Linked DNA regions of Mus musculus: region 2 is linked to region 1. The links are chromatin loops, found by intact Hi-C in ENCODE. Cell type or tissue: gastrocnemius. All regions are shown on one strand. Links, peaks and the distances in the headings refer to the core of each region. The heading gives the core; the rest is flanking DNA.

Region 1 (10,086 bases), core at 2,087-10,086:
TACACATGTGTCATCGGAGGTGGATTTTGGTATATGGTAAAGAAAGCCTTAATTAGAAAGAATTAAAATAGTTTAAATTTATGCGTTGGAGATTTATAAAAATTAAAAATCAGCCATTAGATGTTGAATAATAATTGACCATATAGGGCTCGAAAGTTAGCTTAGAGGTTAAGAGCAATGACCGTAAAGATTTATTAACCTGATCTTGGAAGTATGCCACTAGCCTTGGATGATTGCCCCCACTGAATATATTCTTTTAGAATTGTTATATTTTGATGATTTACATTAACAATGATGTTACCTGTTTTGTTTCTGATTGTTTCACTGGATACAGTTTCTAAGAGATATTTTTGTGCTTTACTGTGCCAAATGATTTTTGTTGGTATTTGTGATTGTTTCACTAGATATAGCTTCCAAGAGATGTAATGTTTGGCTTTTTAATGTATAAAATCCCCTGCTTGAGAGCTGCAAAATACATTTAGATTGAAACTGCCTCTGTGTTTGTTTCTGTTTGTCATCACTGAATCCTTACGCACCTAGCCTCCAGGACCCTCATTCCAGGGACTCCCATACCCAACTGGGGTGGTCCGTGACAACACGGGGACTTTACATCTCTGGCTATGATCCAGGAGTCCTATTTACTGTCCAACTGCTCCAACATAGCCTTGTGAGACCCATGGTCCTCTTAGGCCCCAACAAGGCCCCAACTAGTGAGGATGAACCAGCCACACCCCTAACCTCTGCCTCTGCCCACCATCACTCCCTCATCAGGACCCACCACCCTTTCACTCCAGCGAGGTCTCACTTCATCTAACCAACCACTTCCTAAAACACTTCCACATCCTGCATTACCCACTTCATCACCTTCGTCAGGACCCCTGCAATTATTAGAAGCCTCTTTCTAGGCTCTTAAATCCTCCTGCCTGGGCTTAACACAGGACTGTTGGTTATGCTTAAACGCTCAGCACCCCCTCCCCCCAACTATGAAGGAATAGCTATCCCTGGAGACTATTCACACACTACAGATGGTATTCAATATAGTTGACAACAACCAGACAGAGATACACTGACCCTACAATCAATAACAGGACAGGGACTCTATGTCCCCGTGTTCTCTAGTGGCAATATGAACCACGGACATGGACATCAACAATGACCTCTGCTGCTGCATAGCCACAGAGCCAGACACGGCCCTCACTGGCAGCCTAGACAAGGACTGTAGCTGTGTGTATTATGAATGCTAATTATGTTCCCCCAAAACCTGCTTACACAGCATATCTGCACGTAGCTTCTGTGAACCTGCCCCCCAAACTGGTTCTGATTAGTAAATAAAGATGCCAACAGTCAACAGTTGGGGAGATCAGACAGAGGTGGGATTTTTAGGATGCCCAGGGTTGAGACTGGGAAGAGAGGAAGAAGGAAGAGATCAGCCATCCTGGGAGAGTATGGAGGAGAGGAGAGATGCTATGGCTGAGAAGAGGGCAGGACAGAGAGGCATGGCCACCATGTGAAGGAGCCAGGAGAGCACAGCCCAGAGTGCTGCCCAACCGGGTCTAGAGCAGCCAAGATAGAACATAGAACTTAGTAAGTAGTAACTCAGGATTAACCACATAGAGGTTAGGCAGTGGCCCAGCTATTGCGCTGCTTAAGGCAGATTAAAATATAAAGACTGTGTGTGTGTCTTTCATTCAGGAACCTAAACCACTGAGGCTGGTAGTGCACGCACCACTGGGATTTATTTGAAAGAACAAGAAGGGGTATGTGGGAGGATTTTTTAGGAATGAAAAAGAAGAAAAATAATGATGCTATTATAATCTAAAACCAATCAAATTTAACTGAAAACAAAAATGAAACTAAGATACATTCTTCTTATTCCAAAAGAGGAGGAGAACCAGGACACAATTACCATCAGATCAAAGCAGAACCACAGGTCACCAGTTAAAACACTCGGTGCTCGATGTCCTGGACTCTCATGATCTTCTGAGCTCCAAAGGGCTCGAGAAGCGTCTGTTTCTCTGTCTCTGCTCTCGGCAGCACATGAAGCATATTGGACAGGCTCAAGCCAGCTCCACTCTACTCCTGCCACTGTCCTTGGTCATTTCATGGGGCAAGGTGCTGGTATCTCCGTTATCTGAGGTCATCGCTGCCACGGAGCCTTCACCTTCGAAATTGGCCTCTCACAGAGCCAAGCATCAGCTGCTCTCTGTGACAGGCTTCTAAAACCAGTCCCCCATATGGGAGACTCTTTATGACCCACCATCTCATGGACCACAGCATTTGTGTGCTGAGCCCAGAGAAATGCTTCTCTGTAGATTTCACCTCAGTTATACGGGTCTCTTAATCACAGCTAATTTTTTAGCTCTAGCTAACCAGCATCAGTATAGCAAAGTGGTGATGATGGGCTTTTGTTAATGACAGCTGACTCTTAAGCCCCAGCAGGCAAGAGACCACATACTCTTAACACAAATATAACACACACACACACACACACACACACACACACACACGCATGCGACATGTAAAATGTATGAGAGACTCACACACTTCCTTTGAAACTTCACAAGCCAGGCCTTTGTCATTTGAGATTATCTCACAGTTCTTATTTTCCAAGCTCCACAGAACATTCCATTAAGGACTGAACATTAAGCATCAATAGATTTTCCAGAGTGTTTGTTTGTTTGTTTGTTTGTTTGTTTTTGTTTTTTCGAGACAGGGTTTCTCTGTGTAGCCCTGGCTGTCCTGGAACTCACTCAGTAAACCAGGCTGGCCTCGAACTCAGAAATCCTCCTGCCTCTGCCTCCCCTCCTAAGTGCTGAGATTAAAGGCATGCGCAACCACTACCCGGCACTTTTCCAGAGTTTTAAACACAGACAGAGACTTTCCCCACACAACGTGGTCAGGTTTGTCAGTATGACACCCCACTTCTGCTACCAATTCCTATCCTAGTTAGGTTTCTGTTACTGTGAGAAAGACAATTTGGGGGAGGAAAAGGTTTCCTTCACTTTATAGGGTAGAGTCCCTCCCCATCCCTGAGGTAAATCAGAGGAGCGGCTCCGGTAAGAAACAAAACAGGACAGAGAATGTTACTCACTAACTTGCTCCCCATCATTTGCTCAATACTCTCTTTTTATTTAATATTTATATTATTATCGTTTTTACATCCCAACCATAGTTTTCCCCACCCCCACCCCGTCCCCCTCCCTCCTCTCCTCCCAGGCCCTCTCCCCCACTTTTCCTCTGCCCCCACCCCATCCACTCTCCCACCACTTCTCTTCAGAAAAGGGCAGGCCTCCCACAGACACCAACCAAACATGACATATCAAGTTGCAGTAAGACTAGGCACCTCTCCTTTTAGTGACAGCTCTTTTTCTTATACCACCCAGGGTCACCTGCCCCTGCCCAGGGCTAGCACCACCCACAGTGGGCTCAGCCTTTCCACTTCAGTCATCAAGCAATCAAAGGCCCAGCAAACTTGCCCGTAGGCTTCCTGATGGAAAGAAATCCTCATTCAAGGCTTTCTCTTCCCAGTTAACTCTATCTTGTGTCAAGTTGTCCGAAAGATCAGCTAGCACGGTGCTGAAAGAAAGATTGTACCTCATGAGCCACATAATACCATGTATCCCACATGGACAGAGAAGAACTAAAGGAAGACGGTCTGTTCAGCTAATGCTTCTTCAGGCCCGAAGGTAAGGCTGTTGTTTGTTTCTCTGCTTGCCTCATTTCTTCTGAAACAGCTTCCTTGAAGATAAACATAAATTATAAAAACAAATGAAGAGTCCATAAATCATCATCATCAACACACACACACACACACATACATACACACACACCCACACACACCTGTTTTCCAGGGACATTTGGTAATTTCTGAAAGACATTTTGTTGTTCCTGTTGTTTGTTGAAAGACGCCGAGGAAGCAGAGGAACACCCCTTATATACTAGAATACTACTGGAACAGAGTATTATTCGGCCCAGTAATGTCAACACTAGTAGTGGTGAGGATGACAGACACTGAACTGGAGAGCAAGACTAGTAAATCATACCAGAAACACTATGAGCCCACTAAGCTTTGTATCCTACCCTTAAGGTGAGCCTCTCATAGCATAGTGTTATGGGGTCCTCTTGGATCCAACATAACTCAAAACCTCAAATCAGCGCAGAAAAGAAAAGCTCATTGCAACCAAGCCACGACTGATTGATTGATCAGGAATGCAGAACAGACTGGGGAGCTGAACTGCAGCCCCGAGACAGAATGCTATAGAGCTTTTAAGCATAAAAATCACAAGCCATCACCATCCATGCCAAGTGCATTTTCCAGCAACCATGGTTCAGGGATAGGGGTCCTCCCTGGGAACATTCCTTTGTGGTACATGTATTTTGTTCTCAATAGTCAGTTTGCTCAGTCGTGGGAAGGTGGCTTGCCCAGCAGTCACTTCTAACTTACCAACCAAGATGTCACTCATCCAGGGAGGTCTTGGGAACTTTGTTTGACTCCCTATTCTAAATGGAAGTTTTATTCAAAATGACTTCAGTTTGGTTCCTTCTTACAATAGTATCTGGTGACTTTTATCTGAACTTTAACCTTTTAAAAAAATTTTTTTTTCGGATGCTGAAGGTTATGAAGTTATAAAAAAAGGTTAAAGCGGATGTTGGTCTTCTAATTTTCATTTGCTCAGTGTATGTGACTCCTAGTCTAGTTGATAGCTTCAGGGTGATTATGGTCAGATGTCTGAAATAGAAATCTCTGTTTTAAAACCCATAGTGTCCTAGAAATCTCTTCTAACCAACTACTCCATCTTTGATACAAAAGTGCCTTTTGGGGAAATGAGGATTGGTAAAAAACACTTATTGCATCTAACTTATCAAGTCTTTTTTAAAAAATAACTTTATAAAGGATTTATTTATTTGATGTGTATCAGCACACTGTCACTGTGCTCAGACACACCAGAAGAGGGCTTCAGATCCCATTACAGATGGTTGTGAGCCACCATGTGGTTGCTTGGAGTTGAACTCAGGACCTCTGGAGGAGCAGTCAGTGTTCATAACCACTGAGCCATCTCTCCAGCGCAACTTATCAAGCCTTAATGACTTCTTCCAAAGAAAGACTCTTCTTTCAGACCTTGCCATGCTACCTATCCTCTGAATGCAAAGATTAGAGAATCAGTCAGCAGTAGAGATACTTTCAAAGTAGTCAGCAATCATTGGTGTCTCCAAGAAAATAGAAAGTTTTGGAAAACCAACAGGGATTAATCTCAGATGCATCCTTCCTTTTTGAAACAGGGTCTTGTCACAGTCTCAAAGTTTCTTTGTGACGCAGTCTTTCTGTTCTCCTGTTTCAGGCTCATGAGTGCAGAGATTGGAGATGTGTGCCACTCGAGTTAGCTTTCAGACTGGATCTTAAGAGCAACAACTTTTTTTTTTTTTTTTTTTTTTTTTTAGGGCAGGGTTTATTTCAGTGTCAGCAACAGCTTAGCCATCAAAAAATTAAACTCTACCCAGGGCGACAGAAGTCTCTACAACGAGGCTAAGGGCTCAGTCGCCAGGCGGCAAACATCAAGGGTGCATGGCGGGCACTGCCCGGGTAATAAGTTAGGAAGCAGCAGTCTGATGGTGGCGAGGACCAGCTTCACTTCTGGGCCGGCATGAGGTCGTCGATTGCCTGACCCTGCTCGAGCCGCTGCTCCATCTCAATGAGCAGTTTCACTCCGTCCACCACCATCTGCACCAGCTCCACCTCCGAGAAGCTCAGGCGGTCAGCATTGGAGACATCAAACACGCCACAGACAGCAGCGGAGTCCACGCCACCTGTGCCTCGCTTCTGAAGCCGCAGCCGATTGAGCACCTCCGAGAACTTCTCGTGCTTCCCCAGGTGGGGCAGCTTGATGTGCACACCTGCCCGCAGTCCGGTGCCCAGGTTGGAAGGGCGTGTGAGGATGTAGCCCAGGTGAGGGCTCCACATGAACTCATAGTTCTTGGACTTGAAGAGAGTTTCGATTTGAGTGAGGCCGGTGCAGAATCGGGTGAACACTTCCTTCATGTTGCCCCCCTTCTTCATGGAGATGACCCGCAGGTGGTCCTCCTCGTTGATCCACACCAGGAAAGTCTTATTGTCATTGTGCCATATGCCAGCAAGCATCCGGCCAGTCGCGGGCCATGCTGGAGGCCAGCAACAGAGGCGACACAGGCTTGTCGAAGAGGAAGTGGTCGTCAATGAGCTGCTGCTGCTCCGCCTCGGTCATGCTCTTGATCGCATAGAACCTGCCAGACAGGTCGCCATCTAGGCTGGACAGAGCTTCTACTGCCAGCTTCTCGATGGCGCGGCGCTCCCCGCGGCTGCAGTACGGGGTGGGGTGGGGGAGCGGGGGGGGGGTGTAAGACAGAAGCCGCGGATGCTGCGGCCTGTGCGCACCAACGAGCTCAGCACGTAGTTGGGGTCCAGGTCATTGCCACCCTGCAGGTTGTCTGGGTTGAGGTAGGTCTTGTGCTCATCACTGGGCTGGTAGCTGCCGTGCCGCTCCTCAATAATGGGGTCGAAGAGTTCCTTGAATACGTCGTAACTCTCCTTGTCGCCTGCCACTGCACCCACTGTCATGATGTACGGGTGGCCCGGATTGTCTACGCCAGTCTGAATGGCGTCGTCCAAAGTAAAGCCGCTCGGCGTGCAACTGTCACGAAGCTCGGCATACAGCTCGGGGGTCAGCACCTTGGCCATATGGTTGTTGTGGCTGCTCAGATCAGGGAATTCATCCTCGGCCGGGAAGCGCAGCTTCTGCGTATTATGGCTGTTGGAGAAGGGTATGGCGAAGGCAGCGGGCGGGATGCCTGTGCTTGCAGCTCCTGGCGCAGCGCAGAAGAACGACCGAGCAACAACTTCTTATCTTTGGAATTTGCATGTCTAGAAGAATGCTAGGCATACAGTAGGGGTCCAGGATATATATATTTTTAACAGTGAGTGGCCAGAACATGATGAGAACATTTTTTTAAAAAGATTTAATTATTGTATCTAAGTACCCTGTAGCTGTCTTCAGACGCACCAGAAGATGGCGCCAGATCTCATTACCAGGTGGTTGTTAGTCACCATGTGGTTGCTGGAATTTGAACTCAGGACCTTCGGAAGAGCAGTCAGTGCTCTTAACCACTGAGCCATCTCTCCAGCCCGAGAACTTTTTTTTTTTTTAAATCTGAAGTTGCCATAGATTTACTGTAAATATGAGCAGAGATTAGACTGATATACTGAAGATGTGCTGAGCCCTACTTACAGTGTCTGGTCTTCTAGGAACTGATCGTGATAATAAAAATGGTACTTACTGTGCTTACAGAAGCATTTGATGATGACAACGATGACGACGACTGTTATTACTGCGCCGAATCCTGCCCCAAAGAGCACAAGTGTGTTCTTGCTATCAGGAGGGTCTTCTGGGGCTGTGGAAAGAAAAGAATCGGTTGTGATGTGCTTCCTCCTGCTGGGTTCCCATCCTACACCTCTTCAGTATGTACCTGTGGAGAATCTTTTACTTTGCCAGATCATCTCATGGACACACAATTGCTAGCATTCCCTTGCACTGTCCTATATCCAACGATATAGATATTGCACACGAAAAAAAGTAAACTGAATTCTTGCACCTACCGAGCTAACTTGGCATGGGGAAGATTCTATGGAGAAAGCGTAAAAGCTAACTTGTCTTCTTGGCTCATTTCTGTGGCTGCTATGGCCAGGCCTTATCGATGTCATAATCTAGATATACCTACTTATTCTCCTCTAGCTCTGCTGTGCCTCCTCCCGTTCTCTTGCATGTTCTCCTCACGCCCTCCACCTTCACTCATGTTCCACACAGTGGCTGCCTTAAGGTTTGGGAGGTGCTCCACATTCTCTTTAAGATTGATTGATTGATTGATTGATTTTCCTTCCAGGTTTAAGTTTGGGGAGGGTTAGGAGAACTAAGAATGACTAAGAATTGGTATTAAGGGATCATTCTGGAAGTCACTTTTGTGGGCTAGCTTCTAATGAGCTTCTAGATTCATGAGGCGCAAAAGAGGGATACAAAGACTGCCGAAGCAGGAGGAGAAAGAGGTTGGTGTGTGTTGCTGCCATCCAGTTCTCCTCACTGGGGGCAACAGCTATGCCATTTATTTCTCAATCTTTCTGGGAATAGCAACATCTGACAGCGATACCTTTTGACAGGAATATTAGCAACACCACCTCTCTGGCTTCTCTGGAATGACTTACCAGAAATTATTGAACACTAACTCGTTTTCGATTTTCCCCATTACCAAGCCTCCTGGGTGAGGTTTGGCTTTCAGCTTATTTGAGCATTTGACACCACGGACTCCCTTGTCCTCGGTTTCTCTGCTTTGCACTCCTGTTTCAGCTTGTTACACTCATCTTTCTTTGCAGGAACGTCTTCCTCTTCTCAGCTTCTAAATGCCATTGATTCTGTAGTGTTTGTGTGGGCGTGGTCTGCCTTTATCATCTAACCCACACTCAAACCTTGAAAGGCCACCTCATTTCTAAATTTGAACATTACAGGTCTTATCTCATTTATGGACCCCAGATGTATTATAGATCCAGCTGCTGGCAAAATGGTTGGAAGCCAGGTGATAAAAACTAAATTGACTGTTTTCTTTCTTTTTTTTTTTTAACATTTATTTATTTATTTATTTATTTATTTATTTTTATTTTATGTGTATGGAATTTGCATATATGTCTGGGCACAACAGGACAGAAGAGGGCATCAGATTTCTCTGGGACTGGAGTTAGCCACCACGTGGGGGATGGAAATCAAGGACAGCTCCTCTGGAAGAGTAGCCGCGCTCCTACCTGCTGAGCCTCACTGTGTCCTTAAAGCACATCACCTGCTGCCCTCATGTACCACTGCGGTGAGTGGTACCCCTAGTCACCTCAGCGAGAGTGACACATTCTCCTTGTTCCCACCTCCCAGCGGGCTTCTGTGGACTTCCTATCATCTAGCAGAAGACTCCCGATTCCTAGCCCCACCCCCATCACCTGCCGGAGTTTGGATCTTTCTTACCTGCCTCCTACTAGCCTCCAAATGCATCTCACAAATGATCACTTGCCTTAACTCTGACTCCAAATGATGATGGCTGTCTGGTTAGTGAGATTTTCCTTAAAAGCTCTCCATTTACAAAAACAGACTCCATAAGTAGGCAAAGCAATCATACCTGGACCAAGCCTGACCTACCACTTGCTTTAAAATATAAAGTTCTAAATGGGATGCAGTGGCTCATGACTCTAATCCCAGAAGTAAGGAGGCTGAAGGTGGAAGACTATGAGCTCAAAGCCATCCTGGGCTGCATAATGAGACACCATGTGTGCACATGTTTGTGTGCATGGCAACAGAATCTGTATGACCTGAGAAGTCTAAAATACTATCTGAACTTTTTCTAAAACAGTTCCAGCAACTTTTGCTCTAAATTTCACATATACCCACATTCCAAAACAGCATCCAAAGTAAACTATAGTCAAGCTATGAATACATATCAAACTTAACATAAACCTCACCTTTAAAAATAATATAGAATTCATTAGTGATAGAGCTATAAAGTAAAAATAAGCCCTGAATGAATAAACAATTTTCACACTATGAGCCAAGACACTTTAAAATAAAATATTAGAATACATAAAACATGATTGAGATTTTGAGTTTTGAGTGTTGAAGTCATGCCAAACACAATTTGGTTTATGTTGGGGACCAATGTTTTCAGGAAATTTTCTTATTAGCTACAAAGGAAAATAGTTGAAAGACTCAATCTCAGATCTGAATGGGAAAATCACACACTAGACTGAACCCATAAGCCACCCTAAACTGCCTCAACTATAAAGAGGTAGGCATAAAGTGGCCAACAGTGCATATTTAATGCATGTGTCCCAAAGACTGTCACACAGCATTGCTTCTGTACTGTGCACATAGCTGTCCTTAGGATGGGGCTAAGATGGGAGGAGAGTCCTAGGTGCATCTCTGTATACTCAGCCATCCAAATTGGCTGTTCACTTTCATGATAACCTGCCATAGGTTTAAGATACATATAAAAGGAATCTGTCTTATTTTTTCACTTGTAGAGAAAGGG
Region 2 (10,086 bases), core at 1,054-9,053, 110 kb after region 1:
GGCTCAGGAATGAAGAAACAAAAGCTGTCAGTACTCATAACGTAATTTTATCCTTGGATAATCCTGAAGAATGTATAGACTGTGATGAGAATTAGTACATGTATTTATCATAATTATTGGGTGGAAGTTGAAGTTACAAAACTTATTTGTATTATGTAAGCAGCAATGGACAATTAGTACGTAAGAAGTATTTAATGATAGTATTCATAATCACATGGAATTCATCAAATAACTACAAACATATGAAAGGGTATCTACTTGGAAAACAAACAAACAAAAAGTGACTGTGAGAAAATAAAGGATAGGGCATGAATGAAATGCTAAGACATGTTCAGAAATTGAATAAAAATCAATGTTGTAAAGAAAAGCCCTTTCGGCAATTTGCAAATTCATGTAGAATAACAAAAAAACCTAGGATAGCAAAAAACTATTCTCAACAATAAAAGAAACTCTGGTGGAATCACCATGCCTGACCTCAAGCTGTACTGCAGAGCAATTGTGATAAAAACTGCATGGTACTGGTACAGCGACAGACAGGTAGATCAATGGAATAGAATTGAAGACCCAGAAATGAACCCACACACCTATGGTCACTTGATCTTTGACAAGGGAGCTAAAACCATCCAGTGGAAAAAAAGACAGCATTTTCAACAAATGGTGCTGGCACAACTGGTGGTTATCACGTAGAAGAATGCGAATTGATCCATTCTTATCTCCTTGTACAAAGCTCAAGTCTAAGTGGATCAAAGAACTCCACATAAAACTAGAGACACTGAAATTTATAGAGAAGAAAGTGGGGGAAAGCCTCAAAGATATGGGCACAGGGGGAAAATTCCTGAACAGAACATCAATGGCTTGTGCTATAAGATCAAGAATCAACAAATGGGACCTCATAAAATTGCAAAGCTTCTGTAAGGCAAAATATACTGTCAATAAGACAAAAAGGCCACCAACAGAGTGGGAAAGGATTTTTACCAATCCTAAATCTGATAGGGGATTAATATCCAATATATACAAAGAGCTCAAGAAGATGGACTCCAGAAATTCAAATAACCCCATTAAAAATGGGGTACAGATCTAAACAAAGAATTCTCAACTAAGGAATACCAAATGGCTGAGAAGCACCTGAAAAAATGTTCAACATCCTTAATCATCAGGGAAATGCAAATCAAAACAACCCTGAGATTCCACTTCACACCAGTCAGAATGGCTAAGATCAAAATTTCAGGTGACAGCAGATGCTGGCATGGATGTGGAGAAAGAGGAACACTCTACCATTGCTCCATTGCTAGCGGGATTGCAAGCTTGTACAACCACTCTGGAAATCAGTCTGGCGGTTCCTCAGAAAATTGGTCATAGTACAACTGGAAGATCCAGCAATACCTCTCCTGGGCATATACCCAGAAGATGTTCCAACTGGTAATAAGGACACATGTTCCACTATGTTCATAGCAGCCTTATTTATAATAGCCAAAAGATGGAAAGAATACAGATGTCCCTCAACAGAGGAATGGATACAGAAAATGTGGTACATTTACAGAATGGAGTACTACTCGGCTATTAAAAACAATGAATTTATGAAATTCTTAAGCAAATGGATGGATCTGGAGGATATCATCCTGAGTGAGGTAACCCAATCACAAAAGAACTCAGTTGATATGCACTCACTGATACATGGATATTAGCCCAGAAACTTAGAATACCCAAGATACAATTTGCAAAACACAAGACAATCAAGAAGAAGGAAGACCAACGTGTAGATACTTCATTCCTTCTTAGAATAGGGAACAGAATACCCAGGGAAGGAGTTATAGAGAAAAAGTTTGCAGCTGAGACGAAAGGATGGACCATCCAGAGCCTGCCCCACCCAGGGGTCCATCCCATAACCAGCCACCAAACGCAGACACTATTGCATACGCCAGCAAGATTGTGCTGACAGGACCCTGATATAGCTGTCTCCTGTTAGGCTTTGCCAGTGCCTGGCAAATACAGAAGTGGATGCTCACAGTCATCTATTGGATGGAACACAGGGCCCCCAATGGAGGAGCTAGAGAAAGCACCCAAGGAGCTGAAGGGGTCTGCAACCCTATAGGTGGAACAATATGAACTAACCAGTATCCCCAGAGCTTGTGTCTCTAGCTAAATATGTAGCAGAAGATGGCCTAGTCGGCCATCACTGGGAAGAGAGGCCCCTTGTTTTTGCAAACTTTATATGCCCCAGTATAGGGGAATGCCAGGGCAAAGAAGTGGGAGTGGGTGAGTAGGGGAGCAGGGTGGGGGGAGGGTATAGGGGACTTTTGGGATAGCATTTGAAATGTAAATGAAGAAAATATCTAATAAAAAATTGGGAAAAAAATAAGCTCTTTTCACACTTCATCTGCACATACTTCGAAGTGTACATGCCGTTTGTACCGCTTATGTAGATGTGTAAGAGGAAATACCCATTATAGCCCAAGGAACAGTTAGATTGCCAGATACCAAAGCTTACTACAATGCTACAGCAGCTACTGTAAGGAGGCATTACTAATGGATAGAAACATAGAACAGAGAGAGAGAGAGAGAGAGAGAGAGAGAGAGAGAGAGAGAGAGCTGGGATGTAGCACAGGGCTACTGCAAGAAACAGAGCAGTAGCCCAGTTCTAGAAAGAGCTATGGATACAGGGGTGTTTGACTTATGACAAAGGTGGTGATGGATGCTAGCCTAATGGTTAAAATAACCATTTCAGTAACAAATGCCCAGGCAACTGGACACCCAAGTGGGCTCTGGCTTCATGCCATGCTCTAAAACCAAATACAGGCTGACATTGCCTTCATCACGAGCTGTAAAACAATAAAACACTCAGAAGGATGAAATGGGGGGCATCTCCAGGGGAGCAGAAGATCCTCAAACACGACACAGAGAGTACTAACCTAGGCAAAGGGAGACACCAACCCTAAGGTAAGTCAAACGACTGTTCACCAAAAGATACCATTTAGAGGAAAAAGAATGCATTTCAGGGAAATGTGTAAAAGCTAACAGAATATTTTTAACCTGATTATTTAAAGCACCTCTACAAATCAGTAAGAAAAAAGAAAGAAAGAAAGAAAGAAAGAAAGAAAGAAAGAAAGAAAGAAAGAAAGAAAGAAAGAAACAAGCAAATAGAGAAATAACTAAAGAAACCCAACTAGCCTCTTCATAAAAGGAAACACTCAGACAGAGATAGAGGGCGGGGGCTGGAGAGATGGCTCAATGATTAAGAGCAGCTGTTATGCAGCCGGGAAGAGTGGAGTTCAAGTTCCAGTATCGGTGGAACAAGCCAGGTGCCCCAGCACTTAACCCCAGCTGTGAGGAGGGGCAGCAATAGAAAAAGAAAAAAGCAGAAAAGAAAAGGTATTCAACCGTAGTATTCATCAGGAAAATGAAAAGTGTAACCACAACGGAAAAAATGCTATGCACACCCACAAGGCAAAGGTTAGAAAAACCAATCACGACCACTGGAGAGGGACTCTCAGACATTGCTGAAAGGAATGCAAGTTACTACAGCCACTTAAGGAAACTGGCTGAATCCACTGTAGTTCTACACATTTGCACTCAGTGTCCAGTGCCTTGATGGTACCACTCCTAGGTACATGCTGAAGAAATGCACATACATATGCATACCTAAGCCTGTGTCCATGGATGTCCACGGGAACCCTGAAAACAACCAGATGCTTATCCGTGTTAGAATGCATGGGGACAGCATGGTGTACTCACAGACAGGCTAGAGAGCCACATGGCAGCACAGCCAACCCCTGGAAACGGAGCAAGCCTCCACTTTGGTTAGTCCTCAGCTGTGGGAGTTTTCTCAGTCTGGCCCCAGACAGGCTGAGTGAAGAGGCCTCTGAGGTGAAACCTGCTTCAAGCCTGTGAGTGCCGAAAGCCGCACCATATGGAGCTGTGTGAGCAACATCTAGCCGCCCCAGCCAGTCCCCACCTCATGAGCAGAACCAGTAATTACAAGTCTTTGAAGCCACTATATTAGGGGTAGGGTCACACAGCATTAGGTAACCAGAATGTACATTGAAGTTTTTGAGGAAAAACAAAGTAAAATATATTCAACAAGGTATGTGGCATATACCTGTAATCCTAGCATTCATGAAGGAGAGGCAGAAGGAATGCAAGTTCGAGGCCAGCCTCTGTTATAGTAGGGACATATTGACTCAATCAAGAATAAAGAGCCAGAGAAAAAGAGCGAGAGAGCAGACTATATTCAACTTGTAAGCCATTTTTAAATATTCGAGGAAGGAAAACTCATTGGCTAACTTTATAAAATGCTTTTAAGAACTAAAACGTAATGTTAGATTCATAAACAGGACACAGTTACTTGTGTTTTAAAATTAAAAGTTGAAGGGAACAATTGGGATTTAAAATTTTTTATTTCAATTGAAAATTAATTTTGGGAGTAAAATAAGCATGGGTAAAAGTCATTGGATTCTTTCAGACAATTTAAAGCAACAACACGGGGAGAGGCGTGAAGCGTTTTATTGCATGCTTGCAGGACGCCATGTCCTGTCATAGGTGCTCTACCCAATCAGCTCACTGGATCCTCACAACAACCCTGTGACGTGAGTTCCTAGCCTCACAGTCCAGGCTCAGAGGCCGTGTAAACCTGGCAATGTCCTGCAACCCATAAAGGATGGAGTCAGGCCAGGTGCCTCTGGACCCTCCTGCTGTAAGGAAGGCTCCTGAAGGTGAGTTTCTTCACGTCATGTCCATCCCCCAGCTTGCCACACATCTTTCTGGAGGGCTAAGAGGAGGGGTGAGAGTATAAGTGGCCATCCGGGGAACATGGAGGAGTGCCATCTGGCTACAGAGACGACAGCTCTGTGATCCTTAGAGCTCAGGAGTGTGAATTGGAGCCAGAGGGGCCTGGGATCTGGACATAACTTGAGAAGAGTTCTGGAGAGGACGTCTAGAGGCTGTGGAGAGAAACAGAAGAAGGATGTCAGCGCGTGGCTCCAGAGGGTTTGCCAGATTTCATGGGATCCTTGTACAGTTTCTATGTCCTCTTTAGACCCCAGTTTTGACTGCACCCCAATGCCTAGCCACAAGCAGTTGTGCCTTTCAGTTCTTTCATTCTAGGACATGGAAGGGTCATGGAGGGCTCACTTCTGATGTTATTATCTAGGCCCATTTTCTCTTGGTCTGTAGGTGAGAGACAGAGCCTCTTCTTGAGTGCTCAAAAGAAAACACTCTCCATCCTGCTTACTGCTCATGGACTGTGCTGCCTAGTTTCTGTCAAGTTGACACAGGCTGAAGTCATCTGTGAGGAGGGACCCTCAATAAAGAAAATGCCTCCAGATGAGCCAGCTATGGGCAAGCCTGCAGGGCATTGTCTTAGTGATCAATGCGGGAGGACTCAGCCCACTGTAGCTGGTGCTGTCCCTGGGCTGGTGGTCCTGGGTTCTATAAGAGAGGAGGCTGAGCAAGCCATGAGGAAGGAGCAAGCCAGTAAGCAGCGCCCTCCTTGGCCTCTGCGTCAGCCCCTGCCTCCAGGTTCCTGCCTTGTTCCTGTCCTGACTTCCCTGATGATGAACAGCAATGTGGAAGTGTACGCTGAAAAAACCCTTTCCTTTTCAGGGTGGGAGGGCAGAGAGTGGGTTCCAGGGAAGGAAGGGAAAGCAGTTCCTTTGGCCGTCGTGGTGTTTCATCACAGCTATAGAAACCCTAACTAAGACGTGGATGATGGAAGAAAAACCACCCAAGCCCTGAACTGAAATTCGAAAGGCTTTGCAAGACGCCAACTTTCATTTCTACAAAGAGACGGGTGGGAAGACGAAGCTGGCAGAGCAGAGCTGGAAGAAAGATCTGGGCAGAGAAGACTGCTGCCCTGGACCTCACCCACACAGGGGGCCTCCGCCAGCAGAGCAGCCACTGCTGAGGCCCCCGGCCCCCCCCCCCCCGAGCCTGCGCGCCTGCGCGCCTGCGCCTAAGAGCAGAAAGTCTGCCCAGTGGCTGTTTGCTTGCTTGCACTGGCAGCCATCTGCTGGACCAGAAAATACCAACAGCAATCCGCAACAATCAGCTTTCATTCTGAGGGAAGAGTCTGAATGAAGCTCAGGAATAGATGCCGTCTCTCAGCCTCCTCCCAGGATGCACCTCAGTTGGGATAGGATTCTGCCAGCCACCAAGCTGGAAACCACTTCCACCGGGTTCCGTTTGTTATTGAGTTCTTGGAAGTGCTGCTCTCCGCCCCCCTCACCCCCCAGTCCCTGCCAGCTTTTTCCACAGGGTGGGATGGCAGAGGGTAGGTTCCAGGGAGGGAAGGCAGTCACACAGAAGCTGCCTAACATATGACCACTTAAAACTATGTGTTCACCTCATTCTGAACACTCTGTGGTTTGAAAGTAAAACCTGCCTGTTCTTTCCTTCCTCTCCGCTATTTAAATAAAACATGGATGGACACACACAAGGATATCTGGAGGCTAACAGTGGTTCTGGGGAGAGATCCCATGATAATTTGGAATCATCCTTATAGGGGATAATGACATCAAGGCTAGAAGTTAGGATTCTAGGATGTGATGAAGCTCCTGGGGTGGGAGGAGCTTGTGCAGGGACCCCAAGACATCCTGCCATTTTGCACAGTGAGTTAGGCTCCCAGACAAAGATGCCTCAGAGGTGCTAAGGTTATTTCTAATGCTGTCACAGCGAATATTCTGTCCAGATTTGCTTTACTGTGCAGCCAGCCACAAAAGTTCTAGTGTCCTTCAATGGTGCCTGTCTCCTGACATCTGGGAAGCATCCCTAAAACTGGGCCTTTTTCAGGCCTTGATTTGAATGGATTCAGAATTAGAAAAACAGAGACACAGGGTTGCTTAGGGCAGAGACGAGAGAGACAAGCCAGAGACTGGGGCAAAGGGGAAAGAGAGCAACCAGATCGCCAGACATCCAAGCCACAGGACGGGAGAAGTCAGGGGGCAGGTGGGGATGGAGAGGGTGAAGTGTAAGCAAGAGGGATGCTTAGAGCCACAAACCAAGACAACAGGGACAAGCAGGAGTCAGGAATGGGAAAGAGCCAAAAGAAGAACAGAAGTCAGTGCTGTGTGAAATGAAGAGGTGGGGAAGCAGGCTGGACAGCATGAAGCACCCATAGCTCACACTGGTCAGCAAGGAACGGGGTGTGGAGAGACAGAGGACAAATGCACAGGAAGGTACACTAAGCTATCCTGAGCCTCAGAGCCTTGGATTACTCCACAGGAAATGATAACATCCATATCTCTAAAGCCAGGGTCGGTCTTCATGGCCTTCATCTCTCGATTCTCTCATCAGCAATGTGGCTTGTCTGAAATTCGCATGCACTCATTCACACTGTGCGCCTTGGAGGTCTTCTGTGCCAGACTAGTTCGTCACATCTGGGGGGGGGGGATGCTTCTCTAAGAGTGCCAGTTTCGTTTGTGCACCCCTGTCACTTAAAAATGCCTCCCAGGTTGTGGATGGTGGGGCTTTCCTCAGAAAAAGCTGAGCCCTCACTATGGTCCGGTAGAGTCCAGAGGAAAATGTCAAAGTACTGAAGGATCAATCAGGAGACCGTGAAAGCAACTTCTCAGAACTACCAAAACACAGCCTTCCTGGTACACACCCCTACGAGGGACATCCTGTTCCCAAGGGGAGGCCACCTGGGTTACTTGCCCACACGTGTGGGCTGCTGGGAAAACCCAGGCTGTCCTACATCTGTCTTAGGAATGTTCTAATCAAAGCACTGTCTGAGCCTCATCTGAGTGACCAGCACTGTCTGCCACTGGGCAGGAGGAAAGCAAGATAGCCCCAGACTATTTGCCTGCCATCACCAGTCGCTTTGATTTTAACAGTCCTTCCTAGTGAAGACTCAAAAACAGCTGCTTCCCAGAACTCTCTGTGTGCCAGGAACAATCAGTAGAACCATACCAGCATTCGCTTCCCTTGAAATACATGCATGCCACATGCAAAAATCTCCTTGGCCCCAGCAGCAGTCTTAGCTATTAGCAAAATCTAGTCACGCCCACCCTCAAAAGACGAGAGCCCATTGGCCTGCTCTAAATGTCAATCAGCCCATTCTCCACAATGTAACCACAACTAATCATGAGTAGGTTTTAGAAATCTTTCATGCCACGCATGCATTTGCTGTGAGCACAGGTAGGGTTGGGTTCTAGCAGTGAGTCCTCTGAGGGGTTCAAAAGCAGTGTGAGGAACAAGGCATATTCACCTCGGCATACTTACGTAGGATCCTGAGCCGGTGACTGTGCCCGTGTTAGTTCCGCCCTCACCTCATGTACTCCCCATCGCTCCTATAATCCATAAACGACTCTGATCCTGAAACCTCCTCAAAATCCTCCAGCACCAGACTGGTGGAGTCCTCACCCAGGTTGCCGCTGTCCGGCCTGGGCATCCTGGGCATCCTGGCCCGGGGCAGAGGCACGGGAAAGTTGGTGGTTGCTGGAGGCGCGGAACAAGGGGGTGTTGGCACGATGCAGATGGGCCTGGCCTGAGCAGGGGACACAGCTGCCTCAAGGGCTTCTTCATCATCTTTCTCAGACTCTGGTTCCCCGTCTGAGGCAGAGGGACTCAGAACGTGGTAGAGGCTGGGAAGGCGGATGTCGAAGCGTAACCCAAACTTGGCAAACAGCTTGTCATTGAGGGTATAGAGCTTCTCCGAGATGTCATAGCCCAGCAGGGCTGAGAAGAGGCGGGAGATGTATCGCTCTCTGTTCAGAAGAAGGTAAAGATTTTTCCGGGGCCAGGAAATGTAGCTACATTCGGTCTCCGCAGTCAGCGTCACCTGAGGGGTTAGGAGCGGAGAGGGAAAGGTTTAAAGCGTAGAGAAACAGGCTGCTATTTTGACACGGTAGCTCTCTATGGCCTAGCTGGGACGAAGTCCAGGGTCAGGCTTCTTGTGTGCACTGTGATGTGCATGGCCGGTGTCAGGACTGAGGTCAGAATCTTTGGCAAGCCATTATTGTTATCGACAGTGGAACTGCTGAAAAGAGGAGGTAGGATATGCAAATTGAGGTTCCAGAAGGTGTTGGGCAGCTGAGCAAGGGACTGACTTCAGCTCCTGACACAGGGCATGCGCACCTTAGAGGAGAAAAATCAAGGTCTGGGAAGGAGATAACTTAGTGGTAGAGTGGTTGACCATGTGTGTAAGGCCCGGGGTTGAGTTTCCAGTGTGTGTGTGTGTGTGTGTGTGTGTGTGTGTGTAGAACTGGGGAGAAAAGTTTATTGAAAGAAACGGCTACAGATTAAGCATGCCAAACTGTATCAGATGGACAAAACAATGGGGTTCAGGTCCCAGAATCTGCTCTTGGTTGCAAACCAAAGGATTTCATGACCCGAGGAGGAATATAAAGGCACAGAAAAAGAAACTCGGGAGCAATGGAACAGGTCCCCTTCTGTAGTTATCTGAGGATGGAGGAACGTCTGTGTATTCACCGTGCCCAGGATGCAAACTAGATTACACCAGCAGGACAAAAAGGCAGCAGCATGTACTTGGCACACAGTAGGGCTCCATAATCCATGTTCAAATGATGAGCTGGGGATGGTGGCTCATGCCTTCCTTATAAGCACTAAGGAGTGGACCAGAACTGGAAGCCAGCTTGGGCTACATAGTGATTGTAGGGTAACCTGAGCTGCAGAGTAAGATGCTATCTCAAAACCAAAGATGAGCAGCAAAGCTAAGATGAAAATGAAATGGTTCCCCAGATAGTATAGAAAAGAGAATAAACTTAGACAACCTTGACTGGTCTGCCTGATACAACCCTCTGGCTGACAGGGCTACAGTGTGTGTCTTTGTGAGTGGTGAAGGCAGCCTTCGAGGCTAACCTTTACTGAGCTCTGAGTTTTTTTTTTTTTGTTTTTTTTTTTTACTGATTATGGAATATGGTTCAAAGAATTCTCTGTTAGAGACTATATACACCTCCTTAAACTCTTGCCTCCCAGGGCTAGAAAGTTGGCTGAGGGGTTAAGAGCACTTGCTGCTCTTGCAGAGGACCTAAGTTTGATTCTCACATCCATACCAGGCAGCTCACAACTGCCTAACTCCAGCTCCAATGGATCGAATACCTCTGGCTTCCGCAGGTATCTGTACTCATGTGT

The links. A loop is a pair of places that touch in the nucleus more often than their neighbours do. Peaks named below come from ENCODE experiments on the same cell type or tissue, not always from the same donor. Only the 100,000 strongest peaks of a DNase experiment are listed, where the experiment ranks them.
Region 2: it touches region 1 in a loop (2.2-fold over the local background); 8 of 42 quality-filtered maps call a loop at or near these places.

What each region holds. Positions count from the first base shown.
Region 1 is chr16:38,479,956-38,490,041 of GRCm38, reverse strand. Cd80 (CD80 antigen) reads right to left here. Exons shown (of 5, transcript NM_009855.2): 4 at 7,309-7,422; 5 at 3,109-3,738. The coding sequence ends at 3,641. Gm41453 (a long non-coding RNA gene) reads left to right here and starts at 7,159. Exons shown (of 3, transcript XR_876066.2): 1 at 7,159-7,489; 2 at 8,528-8,595; 3 at 8,719-10,086. It also overlaps the pseudogene Ck-ps3. In gastrocnemius, for the core only: a CTCF peak has its summit at 7,029 (motif pointing right); DNase peaks (open chromatin) are centred at 6,270, 6,716 and 7,017; H3K4me3 peaks cover 1,544 bases.
Region 2 is chr16:38,372,506-38,382,591 of GRCm38, reverse strand. It overlaps Popdc2 (popeye domain containing 2), which reads right to left. Exons shown (of 4, transcript NM_001081984.2): 3 at 8,215-8,773; 4 at 4,376-4,937. The coding sequence ends at 8,258. Among named protein-coding and RNA genes, the nearest start is that of Popdc2, 15 kb to the right of the region's middle. In gastrocnemius, for the core only: a CTCF peak has its summit at 6,012 (motif pointing left); DNase peaks (open chromatin) are centred at 4,809, 5,483, 5,933 and 6,179; H3K4me3 peaks cover 2,502 bases; H3K27ac peaks cover 5,766 bases.